2 separate regions of the Homo sapiens genome follow, and region 2 is linked to region 1. Evidence: chromatin loops called from intact Hi-C (ENCODE). Cell type or tissue: IMR-90. All regions are shown on one strand.

Region 1 (8,000 bases):
CAAGGAATTAATAGAAAGCATAAGTTGATGAAATGATAGAGAAGATTGTAAAGCCTAAAGCTGATTGACTGTAAAAACAAATAAAATGGAATGACTTGCAAGCAAGATTGAGTAGAAAAAATGAGATAAAGCACACACACAAATACACTAGGACTAAAATGAGTCATTGCAAAGAGGGAATAGAGGTTTTGAAAACCCTACGAGAATGCTGTTCACAACTTAATGACAATTGAAAAAAAAAGATAAAATGGACATTTTCCTAAAATAAATGTAACATATCAAAAGAGACTTGAACAGAAAACTTGCATACATCAATAATCATGCTTCCATGATTTTATCAGCAGTTAAAAATCAAACCATCAAAAACGCAATCTTACAAAGAAATGTTACATGTATAACAAATGGTTTTCTGAATAATCTAATAACTTTTTAAACAGAAAAAGAGGAATGTTTCCCAACTTATCTTATGAACACATATAATTTTGAACAGAACAATACAAAAATAAATTATAAGCCAATTTCATTTGTGGATATAGTTACAAAATCCTAAATAAATTTTGGCCAACATAGTTCTAGCAATATATAAATAAGAATATATCATGAACAAGTTGGATTTATCTCAGAGTGCAAAGATAGTTTAAAATCAGAAAATTTTGCCCTCTCCCTCTCCCCACGGTCTCCCTCTCCCTCTCCCTCTCTTTCTACGGTCTCCCTCTCCCTTTCTTTCTACGGTCTCCCTCTCCCTCTCTTTCCACGGTCTCCCTCTGATGCCCAGCCGAAGCTGGACTGTACTGCTGCCATCTCGGCTCACTGCAACCTCCCTGCCTGATTCTCCTGCCTCAGCCTGCCGAGTGCCTGCGATTGCAGGCGCGCGCCACCACACCTGACTGGTTTTCGTATTTTTTTGGTGGAGACGGGGTTTTGCTGTGTTGGCCAGGCTGGTCTCCAGCTCCTAACCGCGAGTGATCCGCCAGCCTCGGCCTCCCGAGGTGCCGGGATTGCAGACGGAGTCTTGTTCACTCAGTGCTCAATGGTGCCCAGGCTGGAGTGCAGTGGCGTGATCTCGGCTCGCTACAACCTCCACCTCCCAGCCGCCTGCCTTGGCCTCCCAAAGTGCCGAGATTGCAGCCTCTGCCTGGCTGCCACCCCCTCTGGGAAGTGAGGAGCGTCTCTGCCTGGCCCCCCATCGTCTGGGATGTGAGGAGCCCCTCTGCCTGGCTGCCCAGTCTGGAAAGTGAGGAGCGTCTCTGCTCGGCCGCCATCCCATCTAGGAAGTGAGGAGCGCCTCTTCCCAGCCGCCATCCCATCTAGGAAGTGAGGAGCGTCTCTGCCTGGCCGCCCATCGTCTGAGATGTGGGGAGCGCCTCTGCCCCGCCACCCCGTCTGGGATATGAGGAGCGCCTCTGCCCGGCCGCGACCCCGTCTGGGAGGTGAGGAGCGTCTCTGCCCGGCCGCCCCGTCTGAGAAGTGAGGAGACCCTCTGCCTGGCAACCGCCCCGTCTGAGAAGTGAGGAGCCCCTCCGCCCGGCAGCTGCCCCGTCTGAGAAGTGAGGAGCCCCTCCGCCCGGCAGCCACCCCGTCTGGGAAGTGAGGAGCGTCTCCGCCCGGCAGCCGCCCCGTCCGGGAGGGAGGTGGGGGGGTCAGCCCCCCGCCCGGCCAGCCACCCCATTCTGGAGGTGAGGGGCGCCTCTGCCCGGCCGCCCCTACTGGGAAGTGAGGAGCCCCTCTGCCTGGCCACCACCCCGTCTGGGAGGTGTACCCAACAGCTCATTGAGAACGGGCCATGATGACAATGGCGGTTTTGTGGAATAGAAAGGGGGGAAAGGTGGGGAAAAGATTGAGAAATCGGATGGTTGCCGTGTCTGTGTAGAAAGAGGTAGACATGGGAGACTTTTCAGTTTGTTCTGTACTAAGAAAAATTCTTCTGCCTTGGGATCCTGTTGATCTGTGACCTTACCTCCAACCCTGTGCTCTCTGAAACATGTGCTGTGTCCACTCAGGGTTAAATGGATTAAGGGCGGTGCAAGATGTGCTTTGTTAAACAGATGCTTGAAGGCAGCATGCTCGTTAAGAGTCATCACCACTCCCTAATCTCAAGTACCCAGGGACACAAACACTGCGGAAGGCCGCAGGGTCCTCTGCCTAGGAAAACCAGAGACCTTTGTTCACTTGTTTACCTGCTGACCTTCCCTCCACTATTGTCGTATGACCCTGCCAAATCCCCCTCTGCGAGAAACACCCAAGAATGATCAATAAAAAAAATAAAATAAAATAAAATCAGAAAATTTTGTTTATTTTGTCATACCAACAAATTGAGAAAAAATGGGAGCATCATGGGAAATACAGAAATAGCTCTTGATAAAATTCAACATCACTTCATGATAACATTTTGTTTTTACCAAAACAGGAGTAGAAGAGGACTTTCTTAACCTATTTTTTATTTCCCAAGAAAACAAAAACCTGAAACAAATTTGGCAAAATTTCAGATAAAGCCGAATAGTGGGCCCACAGGTGTTTGTAATATAATTCTCTGAACTTGTTTTTTTGTTTGTTTGTTTGTTTTTGGATCACCTGGATGTTAAATGAAAAAATAATTGAAATAATGGAGGAAGTGATAATGTAGAAAATTCATAAAATGAGACACTGATGAAAGGACAGAAAATAAATGATACCAAAAAATTAAGTGAAAGGGAATAAGATGACTATTGTTCATACCACATTTTACATGGTTAGACAATAAATATATGAAGGGTTCAAAGAAACGGACAATAGCAAAGAAGAGATGAAAATTTACAAGAAATAGAGAAAGAAATGAGAACAAAAGAAGGCAATCTAAATGAAAAGTAGAATGAAACAAAAAGGCAATTTGAAGCTAATAGAATAGATTTTTGGAAACAAGGGGTGTTAATTTAAAAACGAAGAGGAGGAGGAGAAAAGAGACAACCCTCTTCCCAGTTCTGATAATATATTAAGCAAAACACTTCTTTTCAGGGTCAAGGGTTTCTTTCCCTCACCTGTAGTAGAGAACAAATTGCTACGCTCAAGTCATTTTTTTTTTTTTGGATGTTGAAATGACTGGTGTGTAATATTTTTTAAAGCCTTCATTTTTGGTCAGCGTAAGTTTCCTTTAATTATTTTTCCATTTCTAGTTGAATTTCATTTTGAGGCTTACCATATCAAAGTGAGTATAAAGTTCTACAATTTAGTCATTGTGGATTTCATGTCATTTATGATGAAAATGGAAATGTGTAGTTTACTTGAGAAAATTGTCTTCTTCTGTAACATCTGACTCTTCATCCTCATTATCATCTGCTTGCTGATCCTTTCTTAGTTGGTAGTGGATACCTGTCCTGTTCCAGATACACACTTAGCTGACATGATCTCTGGTGAGGTGACTTTGAATTTGCTCTTACCATATCTAAACGAGATGAATAATCTGGTGCATACAGGGAATTTAGGAAAACATGTAAATCTAAATCTTCATGCTTATCAATCTTTTGTATATTCTGGTAGGCAGCTGTGTAGACCTCTAAAGCTTTGCTGTGAAATAACATTTTGATTGTGATAAATTTGGAAAATATAGTCTTTATAGCCTTTATTTTCTGCCTTTCAAAGTTGTCAATAGTTTCCTCCAGATGATGACTTGTTCGGGTTGCATCCATTGCAGCTCTTTGTAATTCTGTGTCTGCCTTTGGTCCAAAGGAAGAAGGACCAAGCAATTGGCGCAGCCCCAAACCCCTGCTCCAGGGACTCCCTTCAGGAATGAGCCCCTCAGGCTCTCAAAGAGCCACTCCTCATGTGGTTTCTGGCTGAGCTGGGCAGTAACAACCTTAAAAAAACATTTTTTTTTTTTTGAGACAGAGTCTTGCACTGTCAGCCAGGCTGGAGTGTAATGGCGTGATCTTGGCTCACTGCAACCTCCACCACTGGATTCACACCATTCTCCTGCCTCAGCCTCCTGATTAGCTGGGATTACAGGCGCCCACCACCACGCCTGGCTAATTTTTTTTTTTTTTTTTTTTTGTATTTTTAGTAGAGATGGGATTTCACTATGTTGGCCAGACTGGTCTCGAACTTCTGACCTCGTGATCTGCCCGCCTCAGCCTCCCAAAGTGCTGGGATTACAGGCGTGAGCCACCATGCCTGGCCTAAAAAACGTTTTTTTTAAAGGTCGAAATTCAAAGGATACAATAACATGTCGATCAGATGAGGTGGGTTTCGCTGACCTGTTCCTTCTACCTGAGTTAATTGCTTAGCTTCTCGATTCCTTGCTGTGAATGTTGCTTTGGGGTCATCCCGTTTCATTTTTACAATGGTTACATAAGCTTTCCAGGGTTCAACTACTTTGGCTTCAAGTCTTTCAACCTCTGCTTGTCAATAATCCTGAAGTTTGGCAAACTCATCAGCAAAGTTCATCAGGCCCAGCCTTAGATGTGGGGCCTCTGTAGCGGCATATGAGTTGATTTCATTCATCCTCGGTCCACTTTGTCTCGCAGTCTGGCAGTTTTCCGCACATAGGCAGCAAAGACTTGGCACAGTTCTCCCAAATGCTTCTCCATATTTGAGACAGCTGCTTGCAGTTGCTTGGTTTGAGCGTTCCGGTTTTCCAGTGTGCATCTCAACATCTTGCCTGGCGCACAACCAGGGGACCCAGGGGAGCCAAAGCCGGGGACTCTAAGGTGCCTGGGTGCGCGCTGGGGTGCGAGCCGCCCTCACATCATGATTCTGTGGTTCTGTGATGACTGATGACCTCTTTGTGAAGTCAGAGAGCTGTCGGCCAGGCAACATCTCTAAGTGGGGATGGAGGCAGCCATCTGCTGGTTGTAATTTTGGGGCAAAAGAACAGATAGCTACACTGTCCCCAAAATATCACACGCATGGAAGGATGTTGGAAATTAATGTTGGTAAAAAGAAAGTATATGAAAATGTCTTTATAAATTATAACATGCTATATAAGTGGCATTACAGTGATCAAAGGTAAAGCAACACATATTATAAGGATAAGATAAAATTTGATTACATAAGCACCTTAGCAGGCCTTAGGACATAAGAGGCTTCATCCATTTCTTCCTCCTTCCTGAGTGCCTGCAGGAGATGAATGAGACACAGTTTCCGCTCCCACAGAGCTTGCAATCTTTTAGGGGCAACCGGGTACTTACGCATGACGCCAGGCAGACAGTGATGAGTGCCATGAGAGCAACGGCTGCCTCCTATAGGGACAGAAAACACTTTCTCTCTACTCTCTGAGTTTTCATAATTGACTCCAGGACAGTAGGCAGATGAACAGGAGAAAAAAACATGCACATTTATTACACGGATGGGAGCAGCACGAGAAACAAAAGTGAGTACCCAAAACCCAGTGAAATTGACAAGCTTATCTACTTCTTCATAAAGAAGAGGGGATCGGGCATGTAGGCTGCTTAGGGGAGAATAAGTGCTTTTTGGGGAAGACGAACAGGCGATAGCCTATGGCGATGTCTGTGAGTGGCCCGGACCCCCAGTCTCTTCTCCTATGATACAGTGAATCTTGTCTCTGGAGGAGAAACTGAGTTCCTTTTTAGATCTATCTTTAAGGAGACAAGGAAAGTTCAGGGACAGCCCCTCCCTGTGCTTAGGGGAGAAAGAGGAGCGAGACACAAGGGCAAGAGAAGGTCAGAGAGATCTTAGTGCTGAGGCCATTGCTGAAGCCTTCCAATCTCCTCCAGTTCAAAGTACTCTGCAGGCCAGAGCGCCATATGTTCAGGTAGCTTTTTCTGAGCCCCAGCAATGGTCGGCTGTGACATCCAGGAAGGCTCTGAAGAGGACGTGGCATTCACCTGGCTCTTGAAGGACAGGGAATACTTGAAAAGAAAAAGATAGACAAAGGACTCAGACAAAAGAAATAGTTCTCTTTCTCTCACGTAACACTTGGATAACTTTGCCAGTCATCCATCCCTGCCTTGAGGGAATTGAACAGAGAGCAGGCCAATTCGGAAGAAGAGATGAAAGTCTGTTGTGGAGAGCCCCTTAAGGGTCCTTGAACATGTAGGACCAGCCAGAGGATAACGGGGTGTGCAGGTGTCCATCTAAGCACCACAGCTTAGTTGGGAGCAATCTTGGAATTCCAAGCCTCAGATCCCCACAGCCCTTTCTTCTCATCCCGCCTCTGGCAATGCCTAAACAGGAAACAATCCAGGGGAGGCACCGGCCCAGCCCCTCCCACCCAGGGACAGGCGAGAGCTGGTGTGTCAGCCTGTATCTCCACACTGGTGCCCCTGCTCAGAGGAATTGATTTATTCATGTAAAACTATCTCCATAGCCCAAAGCAAGCTCATTTATTTATCAATAATTTGAAAAGGAAAGTAGAAATCTTTCATGGGACTACTTCAGAATATTTCATAATGTTACCTCCCAAAAACTGGGGCTTATTTGCCTGGTGAGTAACAAACGACTCTCCAGGAGAACTCAGATTTTGATCAATAGGCATTGTGTTACTTGGCACAAGTAAGACACACACGGGAAGTGTTCTCCAAAGCCGTATCTTCCCAAGGGAAAGTGACAGGAGGGTTTGATGGAGTGATAGAGAAGGGAGAGGTGCATCATGGCATGTGTATGGGGGGGGGGGTCCCAGTGGCCCAGACCCCCCCTCTACATGCCATGATGGGTCACAGGTTATGATAATAAAGCTATAGCTCCTCTAGGGGAGGAGGGCTTTAGCATGGCATGAAGAAACTTCACTGGGGTTCATCTATAAGTTGCTGGGGTCTGTCAGTTGCTGGTTCCAACCAGCAAGGCGACTGCATTCCACACAGGCTGCAGGGCAAGAGGCTGTAAAACAGGCTGCTTCCTCAGGTTGATTATTCATTTCCTAAAATCCCTGGAAACCCTGTCTGTCTGCTTACAAAAGTACAGTGAATCCTTCATTTATGTGATCAGAGTTCATAGTATCTCCAGTCTGCATGCTTCGGATGACCACTCTGAACAGTGATGTTGCTTATAGAGCCAAGGTACGGAGTTCTCCCAATCTGTGCTGCTTGGTCAATGATTGGCAGTAACTTCCCCCGCCAGGTTGATAGAGAACTGCAATGGGAAACTTGCCTTGAAGAACAGATTTCCCTAAGGGAATCAGTGCTAAAGAACTGGTACATTATGAACGTGTTCTTTAGCAAAGCTTGTAAAGTATTTCAGAGGCCAAGGTGTATCAGGGTGTCGACAGGTATGAAACATGTTAAAGGTCTTGAGTGGCTGATGGTCCAGATCTTGTTAGCATCTCTCCTTAGAAAGGCAAACTCAGGGCCCACCCTACACCTCGATTTCCAGGTGATGCATATGCAGGCTAAAGTTGAAGACGTCTTGGTTTAGATATCTTTGAGAGGAAGTCGTAAGTCACCCTCCTCAACCACCTAGGAATGTTTCCTAGGAGAAAGAAAGTTGAACATTGCTATTTTTTTTACTCTGATGTTAATGTTGATATCAAACAGGTCAAATATTAATAATTTTCCTTTAATATACTTGATTCTACTAGTTACACCATTTACTTATAATACCTAATGCAATGTAAACGTTATGTAAGTAGTTGTTACCCTGTATTGTTTAGGAAATAAGGCCAAGAAAAAAGTCTGTACATTTTCAGTACAGATGCAACCATCCATTTTTTTTTCTACATATTTTTGATCCCTGGTTGGTTGAATCCATGGATGCGGAACCCCCAGATACAGAGGGCCAACTGTATATTTAAATTTAAATTAAGCTCTAGTTTGCAATATTCACACTATGACAGTGTAGTAAAAATCAACACAAAGCTGGGTGCAGTGACTCACACCTGTAATCCCAGTACTTTGAGAGGCTGAGGTGGGAGGACCACTTGAGGCTGGGAGTTTGAGACCAGCCTGGGCAACATAGTGAGACCCCACTTTCCCCCACAAAAATCAACACAATACTTCTGATTGCATGATTGTTAAAAGTAAAGTAACACCTTAAAAAAGCCCCAGCTTATACTATGTAGCCGTAAAAAATGTTGA
Region 2 (8,000 bases), 76 kb after region 1:
TCATCCCAAAGTGTTTCATAATTCCCCTTGTGTTATGGGTTAAATTGTGTACCCCCTACGCCAAATGCCTATGTTGAAGTCTTAAGTCCCTGTGTCTAAAGTGTGACTTTATTGGGAAATCGGGTCATTGCAGATGTAATTAGTTAAAATAAGGTCACAGTGGAGTAGGGCGGGCCAGGCCTCCAATATGACTAGTGTGCTTATAAAATGGAGAATTTTGGACAGACATGAATACAGGGAAAACGGTGATTGGAGTTATTTAGCCATAAGTCAAAAAACTACCAGAAGCTGGGCAAGAGACGGTCTTGGACAGTCTTTTGAGAAAGTCTGCACTGTATCTTGGATCAACGTACAGAAGGGTTCTATGTACTATTGGCTCTGAAACAGTGAAGGGTCTGAGATGTTACCCTACTTGCACAGTCACAAAAACACAGACACACACACACACACATATGCACACATGCAGAAACACTAGAACTGTGGATCAGAGGAAATGCCCATTTATTTACTTACAGAACTTCTTAGTAGCAGTTCTTAGAAGGTACATTCTAAAGTATTTAGGTTAAAAATATCATAATGTCTACAATACATTTTTTGTAATAGCCGTATAAGATGCAATTCACCCATTTAAACTAGAATAGATCCTTCCCTAGCATCTGTAGAGGGAGAATGGCCTGGCTAACACCTTGTTCTTGAACTTCCAGACTCCGGAACTGTGAGATAATAATGTTTTTTAACTACTCAGTTTGTAGCACTTTGTTATGACAGCTCTAAGAAACTAATACTTTCTCTGATTTTTCTTCGACACATTCATTTTTATATAGGAGTGTGTTGTTTAAGTCCATGTATTTGTGAGTTTCCCAAATTTCTCTCTGTCATTGTTTTCTAACTTGACTACATTTTAGTCTGACAACATACTCTTTTAATAATTTTATTCGTTTTAAATTTACTGAGGCTTGTTTTATAACCTAGCATATGGTCTATTCTGGAGAATGAGAAGAATGTGTATTCTGCAGTTGTTGGTTGTAGTCTACAGATGAGCATTGATCTATTTGGTTTATATTGTTGTTCAAGTATCTATCTCCTTGTTTACCTCGTGCCTAGTTCTTTTTCTTTTCCTTTTTTTTTCGAGATGGAATTTCACTTTTGTTGCCCAGGATGGAGTGCAATGGTGGCTCACTGCAACCTCTGCCTCCTGGGTTCAAGCGATTCTCCTGCCTCAGCTTCCTGAGTAGCTGGGATTACAGGTATACACCACCATGCCCAGCTAATTTTTGTATTATTAGATGTAGAGACGTGATTTCACCATGTTGGCCAGGCTGGTCTTGAACTCCTGACCTCAGGTGATCCACCCACCTTGGCCTCCCAAAGTGCTGGGATTACAGGTGTGAGCCACCGCGCCCAGCCTACCTTCTGCCTAGTTCTGTCCATTATTGAAAGTGGGGCATTGAAGACTCCAAATAGTATTATTCAATTGTCAATTTCTTCCTGTCTTAGTTCAAGCTGTTATAACAACGTATTATAGACTGGATGACTTATAAACAACAGAAATTTATTTCTTACAGTTATGGAGGTTGGAAATAGAAATCAGGGGCCAGCAGGTCAAGCTCTGGATAGGGGCCTTTCCAGACTGCAGACAACTAACTTCTTGTTGTTTTCCTCAATGGCAGGAAAAGAGCAAACTAGCTCTCTGAATTGTCTTTTACTAGGGCTCAAATCCTATTCATGAGGGTTCCACCCTCATTACCTAAGTTAGGGCCCAAAGGCCCCAACTCCTAATACCATCACATTTTGGAGTTTGGAGTTTCAGCATATGAGTTATGGGGGACACAAGCATTCAGTCCATAACAGCCTTCATTTCTCTCAGTTTTTGCTTTATGTATTTTGGGGCTCTCTTGTTAGGTATATATGTTTGTAATTATTATATCTTCCTGATGGATTGACATTTTTATTATTATAAAATGTTCCTCTTTATCTCTAATAGCATTTTCTGTTTTAAAGTCTATTTTGTCTGATAGTAGTTCAGCCACTCCAGCTTTTTTATGGTTGCTTTTTAAATGGTTTTCTGTCTTTTACATATTTTTCTATCTATTTGCATATTTTCCCTATCTCTTTTAGTTTCAGTGTATTTGTATCTTTGAGTCTAAAGTGTGTTTCTTATAGACAGCATATATTTGGATCTTTTAAAAAAAGTTTAGCCCAACAATTTCTGATTTTTGATTAAGTTGTTTAGTTCATTTATATGTAATATTATTGATATCGTTGGGTTTATGTCTGCCATTTTACTTTTTGTTTTCTGTGTCTCATGTCTTTTTTGTTCTTTATTTTCTTTATCCCTCCTTTACTGCTTTATTTTACAGTAAGCAAACATTTGCTTGTGTTACGATTTAATTCCTCTAATGACTTTTTTCACTATGTTAAGCTATTTTCTTAGTGATTGGTCTAGGCCTTCTGATATATTGGTTAACTAGTCAAGAGTTACTTCAGATTCTACATGAGACTTATACTAACTTAATTTCAATTAGATATATAAATGTCACTTCTGTATGGCTCCATTCTCTTTCCCACCCTTCTGTGCTATTATTGTTATACATATTGCATCTATAAATGTTACAAACCCAACAATACATTGCTATAATTATGTAATTATAACATTTAATTATATGTATCTAATTTTTTTCTGTTTTTACTTTAAATTTTATGTATTTTAAAGAAGCTGAGAGAAGAAGGCAAGTATATATTCATAGCATCTGTTATATTAATCTACCAATTGACCATTTCTAGTTCTCTTCATTTGTTCTTGTGGATTTGAATTACCCATCTGGTGTCAATTCTTGACTCCAATATTCCCACTCACATCTTTAGTGCTGTTGTTGGCAAATACAGACTCCTTAACTTATAATGGAGTTGTGTCCCAAGAAACCCATTGTAAGTTGAAAATGAATTTTATACACCTAACCTACCAGACATCAAAGCTTAGTCTAGCCTGCCTGAAACATGTTCAGAACACCTACATTAGCCTATAGTTGGGCAAAATCATACAACACAAAGCCTATTTTATAATAAACTGTTGCATAACTTATGGAATTTGTTAAATACTATACTGAAAGTGATAAACAGAATGGTTACATAGGTGCCATCATAAAGTTGAAATATTGTGGCCAGGCCCGGTTGTTCACACCTGTAATCCCAGCACTTTGGGAGGCTGAGGTGGGTGCAGAAAAGCATTTGGTCAAGATCCATTATATGATTTTTAAAAATTTTAGCAAATTAGGAATTGAAATAATCTCCTTAATTCAAGAAAGGGTATTTTAAAAATTGAAACAAACACCACGTTTAATGGCGCAGCATTAAGAGCTTTCCCTGTGAGACTGGGAAACAGACAAAAATGCCGATTATCACCTTTCCTATTCAACAGTGTTCTGTAGGTCTTAGCCAATGCAACAAGGGAAGATGAAAAAAATAGAAATACACAATTTGGAAAGGAAAATATGAAACTGTCATTATTTGCAGACAATATGATTTTTATATGTAGAATATCTATAAGAATGTACAGATATACTGTTAGAATTAATAAGTACATTTATTAATATTGGATCCAAGGTCAATTAAAAAATAAATGGTATTTTATATATCCCAAACCAATAAAACTAATTTACAAGTTATAATTTATAATATCATCAAAAAGGAAATATTTGGAAATACATCTAAAATGTTCAAGACATATGTAAAAATCTATTGAAAATATATCACTAAATTAAATTATTAATAATTAAACACAAATGAAAACTAAATAAATTGAAGGAAATACTAGACCTATAGATTTACTGTTTATTGATGTACTTTTTTTTATAGATTATAAGACTCAATATTGCAAAATGTTAATTCTTCCGTCTAACTTATAGATTCTAAACAATTTGAATTAAAAGCCCCACAATTTTCATTGCAATTTACAAGCTGACTCTAAAATGTATGTGGACATGCAAAAGACCAAAAACAGCCAAACCCAAGAATGAGAGGAAATTATTCTACCCTATAGAAAGACCTATAACGATACAGTAATTTTTAAAATTACAGTAATTGCACTAAGTGTGGGATTGGTACAAATGGATAAATAGACCAGTGGAACATAATAGAGAGTCTGGAAACAGAGCAACACATATACGGACACTTGAATTTTATAAATGCAGAGACCTGGTGGAAAAACAGTCATTTCAATAATGGGTGCTAAATTGATTGGTTATCTACTTTAAGAATAAAAGAAAACTTCACTCTTACTTTACGCTATACACAGAAATCAATTCTAGGTGGACTGTGCAATGTGAAAAGTAAAATGATAAAAAGCTTTTAGAAAATAACATAGGAGCATTTCCTCATGACCTGTGGGTAAGAAAGTTTTTTTGGACAGAAAAGGCGATAACATTAAGTCAGATTGATAAATCGGACAACCTAATAATAAGACTTTCTGTTCATCAAAATATCTATTGAGGGAGTTTTTAAAGCTACAGAAAGGGAAAATATGTGGAATGCATATTGCTAACGAAGAAATTGTTTCCAGAATTTACATAGAATTCCTGCAAATCAAAAAGAAAAAGATAAACAACACACTAGAAAAGTGGGCACAATTTTCTATTAGGCTATTCACAAAAGAAGATATTTAAGGGGCCAAAAAATGTAGGAAAAGATATTCAACCTTATAAGTTTTCAGGGAATTGCAAATTTTAAAAGCACAATGGGATACAACCCACTGAAATGGCCAAACTTAAAAAGGCTGATGCTACCAAGGAATAGGAAGAGATATGAGCAACTATAATTCCCAAAAATGCCTGGTGGTAATGTAAATTGGTGCAACTTCTTTGTAAGACTGGCATTATCTATTAAAATTGAATATATGTATGTACTCTGTAACCAAACAATTTCACTCCTAGCTATGGAACCAACAGCAAAGCATACCCCCGTGTGTCAAAAGACACGAACAATAATGTTCTTATAACATTAGTCAGCCAAAACTAGAAACAACCAAAGCCCATCAGATATAAAATGGATACATAAATTGTGAGTGTGTTCATCTGGTTATAATTCATCAAGCTGAACACTTTATGATTTTCTATATAGTGCACATTGCTATACTTCATGTATACTTCATATGCTATACATCAATTAAGTGGGTTGTTGCATTTTTTTAAACCTGGTCTGGGGAACTGAGCAGAGTTTCAGCTGAAAGACACAAATCAGTATCATTTCAGGTCAAGTGATCAAAGCCTCTACCAATTTCACCGCATGGAAACTTAAAAAAATTTAAGACTTTTTTTTTTTTTAAGGAGGAAACAAACTCTTTTAAAGTCTGAGCCTGCATGCCGAAAGCTATGAAATGATGACAAATGATGACGTAGATCTTTGTCTATGCTCTAACATTCGGACATGATATACGATGATATTTCAATGATATTATCAATGATAACTGGGAAATATCTCAGATGAGGTTTCTGACCCTCCTTACTCATTGCTTGAACTCTTGGTTACTTTTCATATTTGCAAATTACTGCTAAGCACATACTAGCATTAAGTACATCAACATTCCTCAGAACAAATGTTAGAGCGAATACAAAACCTGTCCTCTTACCTAAAGCATATGGTTTTAACAACAACAGTGATGATTTTTCATGTACCAGAGATGAACAGTTTGGCTTCTGTCTTTTTAATGAATTCAATCTGTTCTTAGTCCCAGGCTTGTAGTATGCCTCTTTCTTTCTGAATGGCTCTCAAAAATGAAATGACAATCTGTAGATGCTTCCCTTTACCACCAAGGGTACTCATGTTTTGGAAGACATGGGAACAGATGAAAGTATTTGGTTCTAGGAATGGAAATTACAGATGGATAGAATCCCATTACAATGAGCTTCATTGGCATTTTCTGTTGAGCAATTAGCCCTTGCCTAAGTGGAAAGGCTTTCCACCACATTCTGAAGGGAGCAAGGCAAAGTGGGATTTTATTTATTCCAGAAAAAAAATTTCATATTTCCAGCCTCTTTTTCAGATAGATGTGTTCCTTTTCCAGACAAGACGCTTTTTCACGTCTAAGGCTAAGGGTGTGTGTGTGTGTGTGTGTGTGAGAGAGTGTGTGTGTGTGAGAGTGTGTGTGAGTGTGTGAGTGTGAGTGTGTGAGTGTGACAGAGAGCGTGTGTGCGTGTGAGTGTGTGAGAGAGTGTGTGCGTGTGAGTGTGTGAGAGAGTGAGTGTGTGTGAATGTGTGAGAGTGTGTGAGAGTGTGAGTGTGTGTGAGTGTGAGAGAGTGTGTGACAGAGCGTGTGCACGTGTGAGAGTGTGTGCGTGTGAGGGAGTGTGTGAGTGTGTGTGCGTGTGAGAGAGAGTGTGAGAGTGTGTGAGAGTGTGTGAGTGTGACAGAGTGTGCGTATGAGAGTGTGTGAGAGTGTGTGTGTGAGAGTGTGTGCGTGTGAGAGTGTGTGAGAGAGTGTGTGAGAGTGTGTGTGAGAGTGTGTGCGTGTGTGTGTGAGAGTGTGTGTGAGAGAGAGTGTGTGTGTGTGTGTGAGAGAGAGTGTGTGTGTGTGTGTGTGTGTGTCTGTGTCTGTGCCTACACAATATGTATTCCCGAACCTGGGCCTGGAGTATAAATTAGATATTTATTAGGGATTCTTATTTATACTTCATTACTTTGTTTAACAAATGTTTTAAAAGTCCAATTAATTTAATCTAATTTTTAATACAGCAGAAGCTGCATGCCATAAGATTGCATGACAAAGTGCTATAAATGATATAATTCATTTGAAGCAAGATTTTGTAAACACATGCACAATAAAAATCGCCAGGTGTCTCTTATTTTGTAGATGTTGTCATTAGTCAAAAGTAAGCAACATGCAAGTAAAAATACAAAAAAAGACATGTTATAAAATAGTCCACAATATTGACGGCACACCTCCTTTTGGTGGATGCTCTCAGACCTTTTAGAATAAAACATACTGAAATACCACCAGTTATTCTGTGTTCCTCTGTTCACAAAGATTCTGGGCTTGGCCAAGCTTTGCTCAAGAGCCTTTTCCTAGGCCCATCTGTGTACTTCCTTGTAAAATCCAGTTTTAGAAAAAGAGCCCTTCTAAGTAAAGTTAGCCAAAACCTCCCACCCTCCGTATCTGATCATCCTTGATATCTGATCGGGTTCCTCATCCTCCATCAGCCCCCAGATGATGTCTGATTGCCCTGGCTTGCCTTCTGCAAGAATCCTATTAGGTCAGGTTAGCCAGAATCCCCCTTACCCTGACATTTCCTCTTAGTAATTTTCTATCCACTGACCACCCCCCACCATTCCTTGGCCAAAAGTTCACTTGCCCACGCTATGTTCAGAGTCGAGGCCAATTTCTCCCCACCATAGCAAGACTCCATTGTAGCGGTCCCAAGACGATCACAATGGTCCTGAATAAAGTCTGCCTTATGGCACTTTAAGAGGCATCATTGGATAATTTTTCTTTAACACTATCATTAGTTTTACTTAGTCCTTAAAAGGCAATCTACTACTACTCAGAAGCCCAAAGAACACATGGTTTATTTTCTATTATTGATATAATCTTGTTCTCAAACTTCCAGTCTGTGTATGTAGGATGCTTGTGGGAGGAGGAGAAACGGCTTGCCAAGTAAAGCTATCTCTTCTGGTTTGAATACTCTAGTCCAGGTAAATGTTCGGGTGTTCCAAGGTTTTCCCCTTTCCCTTCTCTTCCCTAAGACAGTGTTTGGATATAGATGCTTAGTGAGGGCCGTCTCAGGGTGGTGAGGAGATGGGGGCCTCAGGTCCCCAAGCCCAGCTCCTTGTGCTGCCTTCTGGATGATTGCTTGCCTCATTGTTGATGTCTCTAGTTACCTGCTCCCTGTGCACAGATGGCACTCACTGGTGACACTTGTGGCTCATGAATTTGTGGTCTATTATTTTGGCTGACCAGGGCCAATAGACACCCCTCGCTTTGAGTCCTATCAGCTCTGGCTGGCATTTCT

Evidence for each region. A loop is a pair of places that touch in the nucleus more often than their neighbours do. Peaks named below come from ENCODE experiments on the same cell type or tissue, not always from the same donor. Only the 100,000 strongest peaks of a DNase experiment are listed, where the experiment ranks them.
Region 2: a loop joins it to region 1, with 2.2 times the contacts of the local background. A loop is called at or near these places in 2 of 110 quality-filtered maps.

What each region holds. Positions count from the first base shown.
Region 1 is chr4:183,034,392-183,042,391 of GRCh38, reverse strand. It overlaps LOC112268472 (a long non-coding RNA gene), which reads right to left. Exons shown (of 3, transcript XR_002959823.2): 3 at 6,788-7,395. It overlaps LOC107986328 (a long non-coding RNA gene), which reads left to right and starts at 5,263. Exons shown (of 2, transcript XR_007058409.1): 1 at 5,263-5,341. It also overlaps the pseudogene CIBAR1P2. In IMR-90, no CTCF peak of the experiment used is centred here; no DNase peak of the experiment used is centred here; H3K27me3 peaks cover 2,450 bases.
Region 2 is chr4:182,958,716-182,966,715 of GRCh38, reverse strand. No RefSeq gene overlaps it. Among named protein-coding and RNA genes, the nearest start is that of DCTD, 45 kb to the right of the region's middle. In IMR-90, no CTCF peak of the experiment used is centred here; no DNase peak of the experiment used is centred here.